Regions from separate parts of the Homo sapiens genome. Here region 2 is linked to region 1. Evidence: read pairs that join two places in POLR2A ChIA-PET (ENCODE). Cell type or tissue: HepG2. All regions are shown on one strand. Links, peaks and the distances in the headings refer to the core of each region. The heading gives the core; the rest is flanking DNA. Region 1 overlaps ITIH2 (inter-alpha-trypsin inhibitor heavy chain 2). Region 2 overlaps ATP5F1C (ATP synthase F1 subunit gamma).

Evidence for each region. ChIA-PET counts read pairs that join two places held together with the same protein. Peaks named below come from ENCODE experiments on the same cell type or tissue, not always from the same donor. Only the 100,000 strongest peaks of a DNase experiment are listed, where the experiment ranks them.
Region 2: POLR2A ChIA-PET joins it to region 1 with 5 read pairs; 6 of 35 experiments call an interaction of 5 or more read pairs at or near these places.

The regions. Positions count from the first base shown.
Region 1 is chr10:7,713,124-7,721,440 of GRCh38, forward strand. ITIH2 (inter-alpha-trypsin inhibitor heavy chain 2) reads left to right here. Exons shown (of 21, transcript NM_002216.3): 5 at 58-162; 6 at 4,503-4,665; 7 at 7,733-7,840. Among named protein-coding and RNA genes, the nearest start is that of ITIH2, 14 kb to the left of the region's middle. In HepG2, for the core only: no CTCF peak of the experiment used is centred there; no DNase peak of the experiment used is centred there.
Region 2 is chr10:7,791,864-7,800,145 of GRCh38, forward strand. ATP5F1C (ATP synthase F1 subunit gamma) reads left to right here. Exons shown (of 10, transcript NM_001001973.3): 2 at 4,258-4,292; 3 at 5,184-5,315; 4 at 7,127-7,331; 5 at 7,909-8,052; 6 at 8,164-8,228. It overlaps LOC105376392 (a long non-coding RNA gene), which reads right to left. Exons shown (of 3, transcript XR_001747356.1): 3 at 7,568-7,638. Among named protein-coding and RNA genes, the nearest start is that of ATP5F1C, 7.8 kb to the left of the region's middle. In HepG2, for the core only: no CTCF peak of the experiment used is centred there; a DNase peak (open chromatin) is centred at 3,988.

The DNA.
Region 1 (8,317 bases), core at 318-8,317:
GGAAAAAAAAAAAAGATTACTATTCTGACCAACTGGTTACCTTCTGTCATTTTCTAGGACTGTGGACGGCAAGACATTTAGGAGCTCTATTAAGGAGAAAACTGTGGGCCGAGCTCTTTATGCACAGGCCAGAGCAAAAGGCAAGACGGCTGGCTTGGTGAGGTAAGGCCTGAGTGAGCAAGGCTTGCCCTTGCCTCTCAATGACGGTTTCCTCTCCTACTTCCTTCCCACAGCAGCAAAGCAGCCTCTGGAAAGGCACAGCACCTGAGCCAATGGCAACCTCCTCAGAGCCAGATGTTAGAATTAGGCACTGCAGTTTCTATTCGCCTAAAGGTCCCTCTTCAACCAATGGGTTTTGGGTGATCCCACGCTGGTTGTGCTTACATCACTGTCTTGCAGGTAGATGGATGTTCTGTAAATAAACACTGCTTTTTCTAAAGAGTGAAGAGAGAAACTACAGAAATATTGGTGATCTTGTGATCTTGTTACGAAACTTAACATATAAGCAGAAGGAAAAGTTTGAAATTTGCCTTAATGATTTATTCTGACTACTTGTAGGGATAAGGGGTTTTTTTTAATTGTAGTTGTTGTTGTTGTTGTTTGAGATGAGGTCTTAATTTTTTGCCCAGGCTGGAATGCAGTGGTTTGATCACGGCTCACTACAACCTCGAACTCCTGGCCCCAAGCGGGAATGCCTCAGCCTCCCAAGTAGCTGGGACTTGGGGTGCACCACCATGCCTGACGAATTTTTTTAGTTTTTGTAGAGATAAGGCCTTGCTTTGTTGTCTAGGCTGGCCTCAAGCGATCCTCCCATGTCAGCCTCCCAAAGTACTGGGATTACGGGCTGAAACCACCATGCTGGGCTGCGATAGGGTCTTCTTAAGCATCAGTTACTTCACTTAGGCTTTGTTTATTTTTTCCCCTTATAATCTAAGTAAGACCTGGGAATGCCAAGCCACCCTCAAAAAGTAGCTTCTCTTCAAAGGGAAAAAATCTTCAAAGGGATGTTCACCTTCTCACTCCTTGCACTGCACACTCACTATTTTTTTTTTTTTTTTTTTTTTTTGAGACGGAATCTCGCTCTGTCGCCCAGGCTGGAGTGCAGTGGTGCGATCTCGGCTCACTGCAAGCTCCGCCCCCCGGGTTCACGCCATTCTCCTGCCTCAGCCTCCAGAGTAGCTGGGACTACAGGCACCCATCACCATGCCCGGCTAATTTTTTGTATTTTTCAGTAGAGACGGGGTTTCACCGTGTTGGCCAGGATGGTCTCGATCTCCTGACCTCGTGATCCGCCCGCCTCGGCCTCCCAAACTGCTGGGATTACAGGCGTGAGCCACTGTGCCTGGCCCACGCTCACTATTAGGCCAAATGCTGCCGTGTTTCTTTCCTCCTCTCCTCTTCTCTTACATCCCCAAACTCACCTGTAGTTGAAGTTCTTTTCCTTTCATTCATGCATTTGTTCATTCAACAAAAATGCATCAAATGCAAGCTCTGTACCAGTTCTGTCAGAGACAGCAGCAACACAAAAGCGGACACCGTCAGCCTCATGCAGGAGACAGACAAGGAACCTGTGACAACAATATCTGCAGTGGGCAAGGGCTAATACGGAAGAGAGGGTACACAAAAAACACTATGGGAGTTCCGAGTGCCGAGTGTGTCATCCTGTCTGGGGGTCCAGGAAATCCCCACAGAGGACTGATGTGTCAGCTGAGCCCAAGTAGATTACAGCTGGCCTTCGTATTCATGGGTTTCACATTCTCAGATTCAACCAACTGTGGATGAAACCTGTGGATACGGAGGGTCCACTGCACCATACTGTTTTATAACAGTGACTTGGGCATCGCCGGATTTTGGTATACTTGGGGAATCCTGGAACCAAACCCCAGAGGATACAGAGCACCAACTGTAGTAAAATTCAGCCAGGTAGAGAATGGAGAGAAGAAGCTCCAAGCAGAGGAAATGCCTCTAGCCTTGCTGCAGGTGAATCAGTCCTTTTATCTTTAAGAATCATTTTGCCAGCCAGGCGTGGTGGCTCACGCCTGTAATCCCAGCACTTTAGGAGGTCGAGGCAGGCAGATCATGAGGTCAGGAGACCGAGACCATCCTGGCCAACATGGTGAAACCCCGTCTCTACTAAAATTACGTAAATTAGCTGGGCGTGGTGGCGTGTGCCTGTAATCCCAGCTACTCAGGAGGCTGAGGCAGGGGAATTGCTTGAACCAGGGAGTTGGAGGTTGCAGTGAGTCGACATTGTGCCACTGCATTCCAGCCTGGTGACAGAGCAAGATTCCTTCTCAAAAAAAAAAAAATCATTTTGCCATCTTTGTCCATCATTTTGACCACATCACCCATTCATTTATTTGTTTATCCATCACACAAATACTTACTTCTACCAGAAACTCTTCTAGGCACTGGAGATACGGCAGGGAACGCAGAGCTCCCATCCTAGTGCACCCTCAGGTAAACACGGTGTCTCACTGCAGGCTCTGTCTCAAAGCTTTGCACGAGGCCATGCTCATCTTTTTCTTCAATTATTTGATATCGCAAGCTGACTATCCACAACAACTCCCCAATCCCTTAGGCTGATTGTGCAACATCTCACCTTGCTTACTTATTTATTTCTTTTCTTTTGAAATGAAATTTCACTCTATCACCCTGGATAGAGTGAAGTGCAGTGGCGTGATCTCGCTCACTGCAACATCCACCTCCCAGGTCTAAGCAATTTTCCTGCCTCAGCCTCCCAAGCAGCTGGGATTATAGGCACCCACCACCACACCTGGCTAATTTTTGTATTTTTAGGAGAGACAGGGCTCACTACAACCTCCACCTCCCAGGTCTAAGCAATTTTCCTGCCTCAGCCTCCGGAGCAGCTGGGATTATAGGCACCCACCACCACGCCCGGCTAATTTTTGTATTTTTAGGAGAGACAGGGCTCACTGCAACCTCCACCTCCCAGGTCTAAGCAATTCTCCCCTCTCAGCCTCCTGAGTAGCTAGGATTACAGGCACTCACCACCACACCCGGCTAATTTTTGCGTTTTTAGTAGAGACAGGATTTCACCATGTTGGCCAGGCTGTTAACTCCTGACCTCAAGTGACCCACCCACCTCAGCCTCCCAAAGTGCTAGGATTACAGGCATGAGCCTCTGTGCCCAGTGTATTTACTTATTTCATTTAAAAAATCATTCCCTGTTTATCCTAACGCTGGAATCACCAGCACTGATAATTCTGCTGTTTTCTCTTTAAACCATAAACACCTCAAGATCAATGATCACATTGAACTCAGTATGTATGTGACTAAAATAAGGCCTTATGATAGAAAAACATACTCAGGCCAGGTGCAGTGGCTCAGACTATAATCCCAGCACTTTCAGAAGTGGAGGCGGGTGGATCATCTGAGGTCAGGAGTTTGAGATCAGCCTGGTCAACATGGCGAAACCCTGACTCTACTAAAAATACAAAAATTAGCTGGGCATGGTGGCGCATGCCTGTAGTCCCAGCTACTCGGGATGCTGAGGTAGGAGAATAGCTTGAGCCCTGGAGGCGGAGGTTGCAGTGAGCTGAGATCACACCACTGCACTACAGCCTGGGCAGCAGAGCGAGACCCCAGCTCAAAAAAAAAAAAAAAAAAAAGAGAAACATACTCAATTTGAGCAATAATAAAGTTTTTCTTTCTGAAGACCTTCAGAAATATCAAGAACTCCTATAGTGAGCCTCAAATGCAGTATGGGAAGAGTGTTATCTTTGAACCACCCAACCTTGGGTGTGAGTTCTGATCCCACAGTGGACTGGCCATGGGGTCTTGAGCAGGTCCTCTACAAGCCTATTTTTTTTTTTTTTTTGAGACAGAGTTTCATTCTTGTTACCCAGACTGGAGTGCAATGGCGTGATCTCGGCTCAACGCAACCTCTGCCTCCTGGGTCCTGGTTCAAGCATTTCTCCTGCCTCAGCCTCCTGAGTAGCTGGGATTACAGGAACACACCACCATGCCCAGCTAATTTTTGTATTTTTAGTAGAGACGGGGTTTCACCATGTTGGCCAGGCTGGTCTCGAACTCCTGACCTCGTGATCCGCCTGCCTCGGCCTCCCAAAGTGCTGGGATTACAGGCATGAACCACCACACCCAGCCCAAGCCTAATTTTTTTATCATCTGAAAAGTCAGGGTAATGATCTCCATATTGCAGAGCAGCTATATCAGCAATGATAGATGTCAAATTCCTGGCCCAGGATAGGGGCCAATCCCTGGTAGTTTTTTGCAGACAACACTCAAGTCAGTAAGAAGCTCTGGGAGCTGGAGATCGGGTAGGAGAGGAGACTGAAGCTCTTGTTGGGATTCAACTGATCTAGAAGCTGCACTTATCTCTAGTGTACCTACTGTTCACTTTCATGAACTACTGAGCAGAACGGACGGTCCAGGAAATTCTACATGCCCTCTGCCTAGATTCTGGGTCTTGCTGCTCAATCATGTATCTGTTGACTTTTGTTGGGGGCTTTCACCTTTAGGAGCAGCGCTCTTGATATGGAAAACTTCAGAACGGAAGTAAATGTCCTCCCAGGAGCAAAGGTGCAGTTCGAACTTCACTACCAGGAGGTGAAGTGGAGGAAGCTGGGCTCCTATGAGCACAGGATCTATCTGCAACCTGGACGGCTGGCCAAACACTTAGAGGTAAGCCTGGATCTGTAGGGTGGGCAGTGACACTGTCCTTTTATAGTCTCTGACCCTGATTTATACTTTCTGCTTGTCACTAGCACTTGTGGTGTTGGATGCCACTCAACTCTACAAGACAGTGGGATGTATTGAAAAGATGGTGGGTTTGGAGTCAGCCACACCACTTCCTTATGGCTCTCGGTCTCCTTAGCAGCCGTATTATGGTGGTTTCTGAGGTCTGCTATAACAAGTTACAGCAAACGCCACAGCTTAACACAACAGAAATTGATTCTCTCATGGAAGTCTGAAGTCAAGGTGTCTGCAGAGCTGCACTCTCTCTCTCTGGAGGCTCCAGGGGAGAGCCCGTTCCTTGCTTCTCCTGCTGTCTGGCAGCTGCCAGCCTTCCTTGACTTGTGGCCTTGTAGTCAGATCACTCCAATCTCTTCTTCCACGGTCGCATCCTCTCCTCCTCCGAGCATCTTAAATGCCCCTCTGCCTTTCTCTCACAAGAACACCTATTAGATTTGGGGTCCACCAGGTAGTACAGGATGATCTCAACTCAAGATCCTTAATTGCATCTGCAAGGACTCTTTTTCCAGATAAATCTACATTCACAGGTTCCAGAGGTTGGGCGCATCTTTAGGGGGGGAGGCCACCATTCAACCCAAGACACTAATCTTCAAGGACCAGCTATCCTGAGTCTTCGCTGTCTCATCTATGAAAAGAGTACTGTAACAGACTTTTGTTTCTCAGTTATTTTTTTTTTAACTTTTAAGTTCAGGGGCATATGTGCAGGTTTGTTACACAGGTAAATTCCATGTCACAGGGGTTGGGTGTACAGATGATTTCACCACCCAGGTAATGAGCATAGTACCTGATAGGTAGTTTTCCGATCCTTTCTCTCCTCCCTCCCTCACCCTCGAGTAGGCCCTGGTGTCAACTGTTCCTTTCTTTGTGTCCATGTGTACTCAATGTTTAGCTCCTGCTTAGAAGTGAGAATGTGCAGTACTTGGTTTCCTGTTCCTGTAATATGTGGCCAATGACAGGAGCTTGATGAAGGTTAAGTGGATTGTCTTCCCTGCCACCCCAGCCATCATCACCGCAGGGGAGCAGTGCCTCGGTCATCCACTGCATTACTATCCATCTGAACTCACCTCTGCTGTCATCTTCATCTCTTGCTATAAAGACTAAACTGCTCTTTTCTTTGCTCAAATCTTTGTGACATCCTATGACTGTTTAGTGTAAGAGGCAGAGCTAGGCAAGAGGAAACCTAAGAGAGTACAGAGGCCAACATGCCCCTCCCCCGGCAGATGGGAGAGTAAAGCAGACAGGTTGTGAATTGCCCGGAGACACGGGAGATGAAAGGGAATGAATTAATCACGATGAAACTTTAATTCCCATTTGAAAAGCTGCTCGTGGGATCAATAATGCCCACTGTTTGGCATCAGTTCACTATCAGAGTCTATGCTGTTGAGTTCTTTTCTGGGCCACTCCTAGCACATACCGTGCTTTTGCGTGAATTGAAAAAAGATGCCCGTCCTTCAGGCAAATGCAGCGCCATCCAGGGCACGTGACTTGGCCAAGATGCTCTGTACAATTAAGTGTGTTGTTGGACATTTTTCCACTACTGATGATGGATGAGTGTCAGTAACCCACATTCTCTTCCTCAATGCCATGAATCCCGTGGTAAATAATTTGAAGCAATGGTTAGATGTGATTAGCATCTAAGCCTAGGAGGAGACAATCACTGAGACTGTTGATAATAACAATATTAATAAAAACTGAGTGACAGCCTGGGCAGCACAGCGATACCTCACCTCTACTGAAAATAAATAAATAAATTAGCCAGGCATGGTGGTGCTCCCCTGTAGTCCCACCCACTTGGGAGGCTGAGGCAGGAGGATAACTTGAGCCTAAAAAATCGAGGCTGCAGTTAGCTATGATCATGCCACTGCACTCCAGGCTGGATGGCAAAATGAGACCCTGTCTCAAAAAAAAAAAAAAAAAAAAAAAGAAAGAAAGAAAAGAAAAAATAGCAGCTAAGTAACTCAGAAACAGAAAATCAAATACCACAGGTTCTCACTTATAAGAGAGAGCTGAATAATGTGTACACGGGGACATAGGGTGGGGAATGATAGACATTGGAGACTCGAAAGTGTGGGAGGGTGGGAGTGGGGAGACTTGGGAGAAGTGTGGGAGGGTGGGAGTGGGGAGACTTGGGAGAAGTGTGGGAGGGTGGGAGTGGGGAGACTTGGGAGAAGTGTGGGAGGGTGGGAGTGGGGAGACTTGGGAGAAGTGTGGGAGGGTGGGAGTGGGGAGACTTGGGAGAAGTGTGGGAGGGTGGGAGTGGGGAGACTTGGGAGAAGTGTGGGAGGGTGGGAGTGGGGTGAGGGATGAGAAATTACTCAACGGGTACAAGGTACATTACTTGGGTGGTAGTTGCACTAAAAGCCTGGGCTTCATCCCTGTGCAATATATTCATGTAACCAAACTGCATTTGTACTCCTTAAATTTATACAGATTTTTCAAAATAATTACACAAAAATATAAACAAACAAATCATAGAATTAAATTTAAAAAAGAAAAAAATGGCAGCTATGACTGTGGTTTGGTCAAGAATCACCAAAGGGGATTTCCCTAGATGAGGTCTGTTCAAAGCAAGAAGACAGAGAAGAAATAAAACAACCCAAGATTTGGGGAAAATGGTCTACTTTTGACAGGTCTACAGAGTAGATGCAGTGCTATTTAACAATGAGGGAAAAAGAAGAAGGAATTCTTTTTTTCCCTAACAATGCAAATGCTCTTATAAATAAAAAGACTCGAATAGAATGAGGAAGGGAGTCGACTCCTGGGGGAGTGAGGCAGCAGAAGGAGAGCTCTGAGTCGACAGAAGGGGGTTAAGCCTCCGTGGTGAGATGAATCCCATCGCAGGAACTTGCAGATCCTGCAGGAGAGATCGTGGAGTCGTGCCCGGGAAACCTGCGGAGGAGAAAAGCATCAGAGGACTTATTTGTAATTTTACTTCTTGCTTAAAAAGACTTTAAAGACTTTTAATGCTTTGGGTAATTTTCTCTTGCATCTCTAGGTAGATGTGTGGGTTATCGAACCACAGGGACTGAGATTTCTTCATGTTCCCGACACATTTGAAGGCCATTTCGATGGTGTTCCGGTCATTTCTAAAGGACAACAGAAGGTACCCTGAGCCCTGTGTGTTGCCAGGCATTCACAGGGCCTCTGGATTGTGGGTTCTGTTCTCCTTCTGTGCTCTGGAGAAGAGAAAAGCAGGCTGGTGTTGAGGACACTGTTGAAGAAATGGGGATCCCCAAGTAGAGCCTAGGGCCTCCCCAGGATACACAGAACAACACTCCCAGTGCTTTCCTTCCATTTTGACCAGAGATTGTCCCTTTTTGAGTCTCATTTCCCCGTCAGTCACCTGCTTAACCAGTAGCTAAAGGACAGCTTTCACATCCTATATGGCAGATTTTCATTCATTAACCATAGCAAGACATGTTCAGCTCTCTGCCTCAATGACCAGCGATAACCAACTATGACTCCTGTAAGGAGAAACTCCTCTAAGAGCATTAAAACATTTCACAAACTCTTTCCAAAGCACATAGTCAGCCCTTCTACAGGGGATGAAGGAAATTCTTCGGCTTTCTTCTAAAAAGGT
Region 2 (8,282 bases), core at 283-8,282, 79 kb after region 1:
TGCGTAGCATTATCACAAAAGATGCTACCTCTTCATACCTCTGACTTGGAGTACTTAAGGAAACCAAAACATTCTGTGTTTGTCCAAATATGGTATTCAATTCAAATTTATACCATATGGTATTCTCTGACTAGAAACTTGTGTCAGTTGAAGTGTCTGCCTAAAACAATAATATCCAAGAGTGACTTGTTATAACCAATAAATTTTGTGTTCAGGGAGAAAAGTCATTACTACACCAAAAAAGGAAGGTTGACCAAAAACTGGTATTACTTTTCAAGTGTGATTATGAAAAGCTGTTGTAGTAGAACAGTCATGGCAGGTAGTTTGTGCTCTGAAATAACAGAGCTTGTCAGGATTTGCCAGCTTTTATCTTTTCCTTTAGTAGATTCATTCTTAAAACCAAACCTAATATTTTTCGTGCTGTAGTGGGAGAATCACCTGAGCCCAGGAAGTTGAGACTGCAGGAAGCCATGATCACACCACTGCACTATAGCCTGGGTGAGGGGAGTGAGACCCTGTCTTCAAACCGCAAAAAACAAAGATCCACTCTTTTTGTTATACAGTTCCACGGATTTGGACAAATGCATAATGACATGTATCCACCATTACAATATCATGCCAAAGAGCTTCACTGCCCTAAAAATCCCTCCTCTACTCTCCCCAAAACCCTGACAACCACTTCTCTCAACTATTGCTAGATCCTCGGCTTTTCTGGCATGTCACATAGCCAGAATCATACAGTATTTGCTTTTTTTCAGATGGCCTTCTCTCCCTTAGCAGTATGCACTTAAGGTTTCTCCATGCCTTTTTATAACTTAATAGCTCCTTTGTGGTTTTGGTGAATAATAGTCCATTGTATGGATGTATCAGAGTTAGATTATCCATTCATGTATTGAAGGACATCTGGGTTGCTTCCAACTTTTGGCATCATGAATGAAGCTGCTTTACATGCTCTTGTGTAGGTTTTATGTGGACATAACATTTCATCTCAGTTGGGTAAGTTAAGACTAGGTTTAGGTTTGTAAAAAGCTACCAGAACATCTTCCCAAGTGGCTGTGTACTATTTTACATTCTGCCAGCCATCAATGAGAGTTCCTTTTGCTCCACATCCTCATCATCATTTGCTGGTCAGTTTCTTGGGTTTTATCCATTCTTGCAGGTGTGTAGTGATATCTTACTGTTTTAACTTGCAGTTCTCTAATGACATGATACTGAGCATCATCTTATGTGCTTTTTGCCATCTGGTTGGTTTTTGTTTTTGTTTTTTGAGACAGAGTCTTGCTCTGTCATCCAGGTGGAATGCAATGGCACGATCTCTGCTCACCACAACCTCCACCTCCTGGGTTCAAGCGATTCTTCTGCCTCAGCCTCCTGAGTAGCTGGGATTACAGGTGCCCACCAGCACGCCTGGCTAATTTTTTGTATTTTTAGTAGAGACGGGGTTTCACCATGTTGGTCAGGCTGGTCTCGGAACTCCTGACCTCGTGATCCGCCTGCCTCGGCCTCCCAAAGTGCTGGGATTATAGGCGTGAGCCACCGCACCTGGCCCTGCCATCTGTTGATCTTCTTTGGTGAAGTTTCCAGATCTTTTGCCCATTTTTTTTATTTGGGTTGTTTGTTCTCTTATTGCATTTTAAGAGTTGTTTGTTTTGGATACAAGTCCTTTATCAGAGATGAGTTTTAGAAATATTTTCTCCCAGCCTGTGGATTGACTTTTCATTCTCTTCACAGTATTTTTCACAGGACAGAAGTTCTAAATTTCAATAAAGCCCAACTCATTTTTTTCTGTCATGGATCATGCTTTTGGTGTTGTGTTTAAAAACTCATTGCCAAACCCAAGGCACCTGGATTGTCTCCTGTGGTATCTTGTAGAAGTTTTATGGTTTGGCATTTTATATTTAGGCCTGTGATTCATTTTAAGTTAATTTTTATTAAATTTGTAAAGTCATTGTACAGATTAATATTTTTGCATATTAGTGTCCAGTTGTTCCAGTGCCATTTGTTTGTTGAAAAGAATATCCTTTTTTCCTTGAATTGCTTTTGCTTTTTTATTACTGTAACTTTAGAGGAGGTCTTAACGTCAGGTAGTGTCAGTCCTGACAATATTGTTTGACTTTTCTAGGTCTTTGGCCTTCCTATATAACCTTGAAAATCAGTTTATTGATATCCACAAAATAGATATCAACTAAAATCAAACTTGCTGAGATTCTAATGGATTTTTAAAATTGTAAAACACATGGAACATGAAGTTTATCATTTTAACCATACAATTGTGTGCGGGCATTTTTAACTTCATACTCCAGTAGTTCAGGGCTGCTGCAGAGGAATGCAACTAGCTTTTTATATACACTAACCTTATATCCTGCAACCTTGTCATAAATGCTTATTGGTTCTAGGAGGGGCTATTTTTATTCTTTGGGATTTTCTACATAGATAATCATGTCATCTATGAACAAAAACAGTTTTATTCCTTCCCTTCAAATTTCTATGCCTCTTATTTTCTTGTCTTACTGCATTAGCTAAGACTTCCAGTATGATACTGAAGAAGAGTGATGAGTGGGGATTTCCTTGTCTTGTTCGCAATCTTATGGGGAAAGCTCCTAGCCTCTCCCATTAAATCAGAGATTTTGTGTGTTGTTTTTTTTTTTTTTAGCAGGTTGAGGAAGTTCTCTATTCCTAGTTTGCTGAGAGACTTTTTCATGACTGGGTGTTAGATTTTGTTGGATGCTTTTTCTGCACCTATTGATTGTATGATTTTTTCTTTAACCTGTTGACGTAATAGATTATATTATTTGATTTTTTAATATTGAACCAGCTTTGCATACCTGGAGTAAATCCCACGTAGTGATGGTGTATAATTATTTTTAATACATTGTTGGATTTGATTTGCTAATACACTGTTGAGGATTTTTGCCTCTAACCTATGCTCATGAGAGATATTAGTCACTGTCCACCAAGGTCATTCAATTAGAGAAACCTTAGATCATTCTTACTGCTTTCCTTTCTACTACGAATGTACATGTGAAGAAGTTAAATGCTTGCAAATCTAGTCTCCTATTGCTTTGCCAGCATCTTCATCCAGGTTCTTGAGGTCTCTCCTGAGGCTGTGGCAGCCTACATCCCCATGTCTTCTGTGTTCATCAAAACTCCAACCTCATTTTACGCTTGTCACTGCCATGTGAGATACTTTGCTGAAATACTAAACTGATTTGTGGGCTTATAAACATTCATTTCCCTATTAACCTACAAATAAGATTTAAACCAATTTGCTTTTTTTGATATTTAAAAATATTAATTATTTAAAGTAACAAACCCAACTCATGTGTCCAGTTTCCCCTTCTCCATTTCTCACTCTTTCCTGATCATGAATGCTCTTAAAATGACATTCTGTTCCCGAGAATCCCCTCCTCACATCTCTACTTTGTGCACACATTTCATCATGCTCAGTTCTCCTGTGTAGCTTTGCCTGCAAACACAGGCACTTTGTATGGATTTGAAGGCAGAAAGATCATCTAATATTTTTTAGCATGTCTTCCCCCATTAGGCCAGGAATTCTCTCATATTCATCTTTCACCAACATTTCATTTAAGCCTAATCATTTTGACTTCTGCACATTAGCATTTCAATTTTAAAGACTTGAAAAAAAATACTAAATGTTATGTAAATGTAATTTTTTATGAACCTTGTTTACAAGGTAACAATATGTCAGAGACCATGTCGTGTTTACCAGTGCCTGGAATTTAGAGCATCTTGGTAAATGTTTATTGAGCTAAATTGAAAAAGTTAAGAATCAGTTTATATAAACTACTTTTACACGTGTAGTCATGTTCGACTATATCATTGACTCTGTTACTGGAAGAGGTTGCTGTGAACTAAGGAAATTTTTAGAGTGGCTGGCCTTGATTCGAAGTATAGTTGGGCAGCTTAACAAGGGGAGGGGCTTTTCTGTCATGGAAACAAGATAAGCAAAGATATGGAGGTGGGACTAGAGCATGTGTGAGTCAATAGAGCATGTTGACTTCTGGGAAGGTGGTGGTACAGACAGGCCAAATAAAAGGAGGCCTTCAATACAGGGATTTGCGCCACTACTAAGGGATTTAAATATATGTCTATTCATATACATTCTGAGTCCTGTATTTGATAGATTGTTTCTTTATGGGGTATTCTTTAAATAAATATATATTAACTGAAAGTTTTTCTTGTATAATGGAACTATTTTTCAAAAAACTGAAACATTTTTAAAACTTTTATCCTCAGGATTCAAGTTCGAAATATGGCAACTTTGAAAGATAGTAAGTATGTTGTTTGTCTCAATATGTGAATTGAGAAAAACTAAATTTTGACAAATACAAATACTTTCAAAAATATACTGCTTTAGCCCATTGTGTATTTGATCAAAACTGACCAAATGGATTTCCATTGTATGTTTGGGACATTGGACTTGTTCTGAAAAGACCAGTAAGAAAGGACACCTGAGACAGCTATGTTCTGTTGTTTGTAGAATGATCATGATATAACTAGAAAAAATTATACCAGTGTTGGTGTAGGTGGGTGTATGTGTGGGAAGGGGTAAATCATGTTATATATAAATAATGTTATGGAATATGTGGTTAAGGCAACTTTCAATACCATTTAATGTTTTAAATGTATATTATTGTCTTATGTTGCCATTTGCTTGTCCTAAGTAGTAGCTAGTTTTGCCTTCCTTTTATTAGTACTATTTCTATTTTTTTTTTTTGGAGATGGAGCCTCATTCTATCACCCAGGCTGGAGTGCAGTGGCGCCATCTCGGCTCACTGCAAGCTCCGCCTCCCGGGTTCACGCCGTTCTCCTGCCTCAGCCTCCCGAGTAGCTGGGACTACAGGCGCCCGCCACCACGCTCGGCTAATTTTTTGTATTTTTAGTGGAGACGGGGTTTCACCGTGTTAGCCAAGATGGTCTTGATCTCCTGACCTCGTGATCCGCCCACCTCAGCCTCCCAAAGTGCTGGGATTACAGGCGTGAGCCACCGTGCCCGGCTATTAGTACTAGTTCTAATATTAAGACTGGTTTAGCATCGTGCTGTTTATTGTTTATCTAAGCGCTCATTATTCTGCCTTGCACTTCAGAAAAATATGTCAATAAATTCACAAGGAAGTTATACTGTAATTCCTTTGTCTTAACACAGTACTTCTATTTTTCAGTCACCAGGAGACTAAAGTCCATCAAAAACATCCAGAAAATTACCAAGTCTATGAAAATGGTAGCGGCAGCAAAATATGCCCGAGCTGAGAGAGAGCTGAAACCAGCTCGAATATATGGATTGGGATCTTTAGGTAAGGGAAGAGTGTAATTCACAAATTAGGAAGAACTGTTTCACACAAGGAAGACTACTGATGACTTACATTTAGAGCTTACAGTGATGTCAAGCCTATCTGAGCACTTGCCATGTACTTATTTTTCATCTACATCCACTTGACACGTAATGATAACAACCCGTGTAGGTAGTACAGGTAGGGACTGTTAGAATCCCTGCTTTCCAGTGAGAAAAACTGAAGCACACAGAAGTTAAGTAACTTGCCTAAGATCACATATAAAAGGATGAAGAGCCTCTGTTTGGACCTATGTGGTTTGGTGTCGAGTCTGTGTATTTGTTAGCCATTATACGTGACCATGTTAACTTTTAAAATATTCTGAAATGTTCCCAGTTGTTAAGTATACCATCAGAAGAACTTGGAAACCGTGCGTTAGATGTAAGGGCTTAATTTCATCCTATGACCTTGTAGTGTGGCATTTTAGGACTGCAGCGGGGGCGGGTGAGGGGCAGTGCAGTGGAGAGCTGGCCTTGTGGTCATGGATATGACTCATGATGGTGTTTTGAGAATCCGAACGATGTTGAAGCAGGAAAAGCAGCTGAGAACCTCCATTTTCAAGATACTTAATCACCATTCTTATCTTTTCAAAAGCATGAAGACATTTTTCCTTCAGAAATTTATGTAATCCATCCTTAATTAGTCTTCTTAATGGAAAAGAGATGAGATATGACAGTTTAAAAAGAATTTATATTGTGTTTTTAGATGCTTTTATACTTGTTTGATTATGAATTCATCTTGGAAATAAAGTTGTAAAGAGCTGGAAATGGGAAAGAAGTTTCTATTTTAACTTGTAATTACATTCTTTCTCTTAACTTTTTTATGATCATGCTGTCTTATCCTGAGTTGAGGCTATCTAAAAGAATTTTTAACTTAAGGAAGATTTATGCATATTTGATAGTAAAGAAGATCATGCAGTGAACCCCCTATTTATCTACCAAATCCTCAGTATCTCAACTGACAGCTGTCCTTTGTTTTTTTATGTGTGTGTGTGTGTTTTGTTGTTGTTTTTTGTTTGTTTTCTTTTTGTGTTTTTTTTTGAGATGGAGTCTCATTCTGTTGCCCAGGCTAGAGTGCAATGGTGCAATCTCAGCTCACTACAACCTCCCCCTCCCAGGCTCAAGCGATTCTCCTGCCTCAGCCTCCCCAGTAGCTGGGATTAACAGGCCCCCACCATCACACCTGGCTAATTTTTGTATTTTTTTTTTCTGAGTCGGAGTCTAGCTCTGTCTCCCGGGATGGAGTGCAGTGGCATAATCTCAGCTTGCTGCAAGCTCTGCCTCCCGGGTTCACGCCATTCTCCTGCCTCAGCCTCCCAAGTAGCTGGGGCTACAGGCGCCCGCCACCACGCCTGGCTAATTTTTTTGTATTTTTTAGTAGAGACGGGGTTTCACCGTGGTCTTGATATCGTGACCTTGTGATCCGCCCGCCTTGGCCTCCCAAAGTGCTGGGATTACAGACGTGAGCCACCGTGCCCAGCCAATTTTTATATTTTTAATAGAGACGGGATTTCACTACGTTGGCCAGGCCGGTCTCAAACTCCTGACCTCAGGTGATCCGCCCACCTCGGCCTCCCAAAGTGCTGGGATTACAGGCGTGAGCCACTGTGCCCGGCCTCAGCTTACAGCTGTCCTAAGAACACCTGCTTACACTAGGCAGTTGCCAGCTAAATTTAAATGCGTATTTTGGAAATAACCAACTGCTTTGTAAATTAGAGATTTATTGTATTTAGTGTATTGCATATAAAAAAATTACTGCTTTTGTTTGTTTTTAAGCTCTGTATGAAAAAGCTGATATCAAGGGGCCTGAAGACAAGAAGAAACACCTCCTTATTGGTGTGTCCTCAGATCGAGGACTGTGTGGTGCTATTCATTCCTCCATTGCTAAACAGATGAAAAGCGAGGTTGCTACACTAACAGCAGCTGGGAAAGAAGTTATGCTTGTTGGAATTGGTGACAAAATCAGAGGCATACTTTATAGGTAATTTAAATATATATTGTTTATTTTCATAAAGATGTAAGCACGAATAAATCTTCTCTCAAAAGTTTTGACAAACTCTCAAAACCTTCATCAATAACAAGGTATATTCTTCAGGGCCTTTTTTGGTATATTCACAAGGGGGTGTTTGTTTCCTTTTTCTTTTTTCCAGGATATATTGGAACATTTCTGTTTTCCTTCCCCTGTTTTCTACCTTTGCTTCTTCATCCGGATCATAAGTTGAATGCCATGTGAATATCAAAAGCTATCAGCATTAAGCCAAATGAGGCATCTGAGGAGCTGTTACAGCCTGGAAATGTTAGCAATAGTTCATTAGGATTAGAAGGAGAGGAATAAAGGGGAAAAGAATATAAAACAGACCTCATTTTTAGTTCTTAGTTCTTTGCAGGTGCTGAAGGAAAGGAATGATGATAGTGTGTGGAACAACTCAGGAAATCACCACCACCCATACCCCAAAAGACCTGATCCATGGTGACAATGTTTTCTCCTGCCTGTCCCCTGTGCTCTTTCAGCAGAAATCTTATTAAACTAGCTATGTGAGCTCTTGCTTTTCTTATAGGACTCATTCTGACCAGTTTCTGGTGGCATTCAAAGAAGTGGGAAGAAAGCCCCCCACTTTTGGAGATGCGTCAGTCATTGCCCTTGAATTACTAAATTCTGGATATGAATTTGATGAAGGCTCCATCATCTTTAATAAATTCAGGCAAGACAGATTTAGAAATCAAAGCTTTTTTATGTTCATGCTTTTGTTCATATTTTGAAATAACAGTTTAAAAATTATTTTGAGATTTACATTTGTTTTTGTCAATTCTAGGTCTGTCATCTCCTATAAGACAGAAGAAAAGCCCATCTTTTCCCTTAATACCGTTGCAAGTGCTGGTAAGTAGTTTTTCTATGATACATATTTTTTGGCATATAGAATGGAGAGATTTG